Regions from separate parts of the Homo sapiens genome. Here region 2 is linked to region 1. A link is a loop called in an ENCODE intact Hi-C map of the cell type or tissue named here. Cell type or tissue: natural killer cell. All regions are shown on one strand.

The links. Peaks named below come from ENCODE experiments on the same cell type or tissue, not always from the same donor. Only the 100,000 strongest peaks of a DNase experiment are listed, where the experiment ranks them.
Region 2: a loop joins it to region 1, with 2.1 times the contacts of the local background. A loop is called at or near these places in 1 of 110 quality-filtered maps.

Annotation. Positions count from the first base shown.
Region 1 is chr9:129,943,466-129,945,965 of GRCh38, forward strand. All of the region lies in intron 6 of FNBP1 (formin binding protein 1), which reads right to left. Among named protein-coding and RNA genes, the nearest start is that of MIR6855, 75 kb to the left of the region's middle. RefSeq lists a silencer at 1,200-1,279. In natural killer cell, no CTCF peak of the experiment used is centred here; DNase peaks (open chromatin) are centred at 1,246 and 1,986; H3K27ac peaks cover 2,438 bases.
Region 2 is chr9:130,127,141-130,129,640 of GRCh38, forward strand. It overlaps GPR107 (G protein-coupled receptor 107), which reads left to right. Exons shown (of 18, transcript NM_020960.5): 16 at 343-426; 17 at 1,500-1,621. Among named protein-coding and RNA genes, the nearest start is that of GPRACR, 16 kb to the right of the region's middle. RefSeq lists an enhancer at 1,818-2,037. In natural killer cell, no CTCF peak of the experiment used is centred here; DNase peaks (open chromatin) are centred at 181, 1,281 and 2,011; H3K4me3 peaks cover 631 bases; H3K27ac peaks cover 2,500 bases.

The sequences.
Region 1 (2,500 bases):
AACCTTTGCCTCCCAGCTTCAAGCGATTCTCCTGCCTCAGCCTCCCAAGTAGCTGAGATTACAGGTGTGCACCACCATGCCCAGCTAATTTTTGTATTTTTAGTAGAGATGCGGTTTCGCCATGTCAGCCAGGCTGGTCTCGAACTCCTGACCTCAAATGATCTGCCCACCTTGGCAGCCTAAAGTGCTGGGATTACAGGCATGAGCCACTGCGCCCGGCCTAATTGCTTTTAAACTGCTATTGTGGTCGGGCACGGTAGCTGACGCCTGTAATCCCAGCACTTTGGGAGGCTGAGGTGGGAGGATCACGAGGTCAGGAGATCGAGAACATCCTGGCTAAGACGGTGAAACCCTGTCTCTACTAAAAATACAAAAAAATTAGCCGGGCGTGGTATCGGGGGCCTGTATCCCCAGCTACTAGGGAGGCTGAGGCAGGAGAGTGGCGTGAACCTGGGAAGCAGAGCTTGCAGTGAGCCAAGACTGCACCACTGCACTCCAGCCTGGGCGACAGAGCGAGACTCCATCTCAAAAAAAAAAAAAAAAACCTGCTATCGTTCTGATGATCTTCACACAAGTTGGCATGCTACATATCATACTCTACCTTATTCCCCAACTGACTCAAGTTTTCCTTCTCTCTCCGTCTCATGCTTCTCTCATCCTTCTCTCTCCAGTCTGCTAACTGGGGACTTCATGAAAGGTATCTATTACAGTCCTACTGGTGTTTCACACTCTTTGTCAAATAAATATTCTTGTTGAATGTCTAGATGCCCAGAATGCCTAGAATGTTAAAAATATGGCCGGGTGCGGTAGCTCATGCCTGTAATCCCAGCACTTTGGGAGGCTGAGGCAGGAGGATCACGAGGTCAAGAGATCGAGACCATCCAGGCCAACCTGGAGAAACCCTGTCTCTACTAAAAATACAAAAATTAGCTGGGCGTCGTGGTGGGCGCCTGTAGTCCCAGCTACTTGGGACGCTGAGGCAGGAGAATTGCTTGAACCCGGGAGGCAGAGGTTGCAGTGAGCCGAGATCATGCCCCCGCACTCCAGCCTGGCAACAGAGCGAGACTGCGTCTCAAAAAAAAAAAAAAAAAGTAGACTAAAGGGTAAGAGATGAGGAGGAAGGAGGCAGAAATAATGCAAGGAGAAGGATACAGGCAAAATACAGATGGCAATAACAGTGTCAGCCAATCAATTGCAGTTCAAAAATAGGCCACTACACATACATCACACCCACTGAAACCTCACACCCAGCCCTTGAGGTGCATATGCATCCTTACTTACAGAACAGGAACCAGAGATGAAGTAAGTTGCCACATGTCATGCCATTTGTAAGCGACAGAAACAAGATTTGAACCCACTTCCACGTAATACAAAGATCAGGAACAAGCTCTTAGCCATGGGCTAGGCCATTTACTATCATTGAAAATTAAAATACCTTATTAAATGACTTACCATACAAAAGCCTTTAGAACAGTTCAGGCCACATACTAAGTGCCAAGTGTTGAAGCTAAACACACACACACACACATAAATAAATACATATATATTCAGGGAATTCATTTCTTCATTTCTATCTTCAGATCTAGGGTATGAGAACGATGCTGCTTGATTGCTATTTTGTACATTAACTTATAGGCTTGTTAATAATTATGCTTTTAGGAGTAAATATAAACTCCACAGACATAAAGAAGAGAATAATAAACGTGTCTTTTCTAGAATCTTTCATTTGAACCTTGATCCACTTATAAAAGAACAGTTATAGCAACAATATCCATTTTTGGTAATACTTATAATAAAATTCTTTATACTTTTCTCTTCTTTGCAATAAAAAGCATTTGAAACTTTTTTAAGCCTAAAAAGATTAAGCTGCAGTTGCAAAATTTATTTCCTGCATTTATACTAACCACTTCCTTTTTAAAAAAAAATGTTCTCTAAATTGTTATAGTGAACAATTCCTTCAGATGACTACAGTCAGACATTTTAGAAGAAACAGAAACGTGGGGAAGGCACTGAAGATATTAACATGTTCCATAAAGATGTCAACCTAGTACTACAGCAATGGTAACCAAAATATTCAATAGTACAATTCCTTATATGTACAATAACTAAAGTGGTCATTGTGCTAGAGACTGTTTCCCCAAATGGTAAAAAAATTTAACACTCTGCTACGCAGCTGGCTTCACTTAGAATAGAGCCAACTCCATCCTGTTGGCTTCACAGAGTTGGCAACACTGATTCCAACCGAAGAAAACCTAAACTACTAAATTTCGTTTGTTTTCTTAAGATAATTATCAAACTGATCATCATTTAAAGTAAACTCCTTCATTCTTGCTTAAAATTGACAGATTCCTATCTATAACTTTCTTTTTCTCTTTAAAATATTCTATTATAGAATATATAACACATTAAAAATTACATGTGGCTGGGCATGGTGGCTCACACCTGTAATCCCAGCACTGTGGGAGGCCAAGGCAGACGGATCACTTGAGCCCAGAAGTTC
Region 2 (2,500 bases), 180 kb after region 1:
AGCATAAGAAATAAAATCTTTGGAGATTGAAATCAAGGGCTTATGTCTGTGGATAGGGTGAGGAAGGGTTAAGAACAACCTGACTAAAGTGTCTTGTGCTCCCGGTGGGTGTGGCTGTTAGCAATATCTTGGTCACCTGGAGAGAGAGAAGAAATTCAAGTGTAACTAGCAGAGTAGCCATGTCTCTCCGCTGCACGTATTAATTCACACTGTAAGTGTCACATACTTTTCTTTGAGTGATTCTGTTTTCTGTTTCCTAGTTCATTTGTGAAAGCAAATTGTTAAAGTGGTGTCCTAATTTTAATGTTGATCTGATTTCCTGTTTCTTTCCTCCTCATGCAGATTGTGTGTTACATATACTTCACTAGGATCATTGCATTTCTCCTCAAACTCGCTGTTCCATTCCAGTGGAAGTGGCTCTACCAGGTACGCTGCTCACAGGGCAGAATGCCAGAGAATTTATGCCTGAGGATAAAGTCTTGAAGTGTAACTTAACAGTTGTTACTAATTTATCTGGGAATGACCACTAAGACCTTCCATCTCTTCTTTTTTTTAACTAAAAATTTTTTTTTTAGTTTTTGAGACAGGGTCTCACTCTGTCACCCAGGCTGGAGTGCAGTGGCGCAATCTCAGCTCACTGCAACCTCCACCTCCCGGGTTCAAGCGATTCTCCTGCCTCAGCCTCCTGAGTAGCTGGGATTATAGGGATGCACCACCATGCCCAGTTAATTTTTGTTTTTTTAGTAGAGATGGGGCTTTGCAGTGTTGGCCAGGCTGGTCTCAAACACCTGATCTCAAGTGATCCGCCCACCTTGGCCTCCCAGTGTTCTGGGATTACAGGTGTGAGCCACCACACTTGGCCTCCTTCCATCTCTTCTGGCCTATAATTGAGATGATCTGTTTGTCCAGAAATGCTGCTGGATTCTATGAGGAATCTGAAAATAATTGCATTCTTGATTTTAGTTTTCAGTCTTAAAAGTCAAGAGAAAAGCTTCAGGTAGAGAAAGATTTGCCCTGAATCATTAGAACTTAGATGAGATGTGGTCCTTTCCTTTAGTTACAGGGCTGAGTAGTTAGAATTCAGGCTGCCCTTCTTCTTTGCCCATTTTATTATTTCGATAATAAGTATCTTTGCGACAAACTAGAACTAGCTTAACTACTAGAGGAAGCCACCAAATGACTTTTTTCTTGAATAACTCACTGGGTGCTGTAGGCACTGTGGGAGGAAGTGGGTATGTGGTGAGCTCTTAAAAGCTACCCATGAAGACTGGTGAAAGCACAGCAGAGCACAGCCTCGGAAATGTCAGCCCTGGGCAGGACACTCCTCGTTTAGGCCTCGGCAAGTCTAAGGAAAATGCCCTGTAGCAGGAAGTGGCATCTGAGTAAAGAACCATCGAGTGGTGGGTTGTGGGGAAATATGTCAGTTTGTTGAATTCCACTGCTTTCTGAAGAACAGTGTTGCTAATCTCTTTATTTTGGGGTGGTTTTTAAACTTGCAGCTCCTGGATGAAACGGCCACACTGGTCTTCTTTGTTCTAACGGGGTATAAATTCCGTCCGGCTTCAGATAACCCCTACCTACAACTTTCTCAGGAAGAAGAAGACTTGGAAATGGAGTCCGTGTAAGAAATCTTTCTTCCCTCTTCCTTAGCCCTGACCCCTTTGCCTAACACAAAGCAGCACAGTGTGAATCGGGTCGGCTGCTCTCAGCATTTCGTGGCTGCAGGGGTGGTTCCTCTATTTTTAGCAGAAGGAAGCGGACACTGGAGCCCCAGGCTGTCTGATCTGGTTTGAAGTACAGTATCTGCCAAACCTAGCTGGGTCTTGTCAGGGAAGATGGAACTTGCCGTTCCACTAAGCATCATTGGAGCCTGCTTTCAAGAACTCAGTGGCAAGAACTTAGGAATATACGTGGCCAGTTCACGAGGGAGAACAGGGGGCCGACTTTCTGTCAGGCCCGCCATCAGGCGCTTACGTCTGAAAATGGAATCTTCTGAGTCATCTCTAAGTCTGCTAATGATCCTCAGACATCCTCTATCGTCAGATAACTGCGTGGCTTTTCACAGCACAATGACTTTGACCTATATCTGAGCACTAATAGGGGCTTTTCTGAGTCACACAGTGAATGACTCTAGGGTCCTATTTTCTGGGAAAGGGCCATCATTGTCTAGAAAAATGAGTAGTGATTAAGCATATTTGCTTGTTAACTGAAATTTGATAAGCCAGGTCAATGCTGTGTTTGATGATTAGCCTAAGGCAGAGTTTTCCCTTCTTGGTTCACTGGTATCAAGTGTTCTGCCCCCAGCCCTGGCAGCCTTTGAATTCTTCCCAATTCAGAGGCTGAGACTCGGCCCATGCTAAGCTCTGCTTGGCTGTCAGCGGGTCAGGCAGCATGGGACAGCTCTCTCTGCTCAGCTCCACGGCAACAGTAAAGGAAGGCAGGTCCTGCCAGCGGGCGCCAAACAGCATCTCCCCATGCAGAGGAAGAAACACCTCCTTCT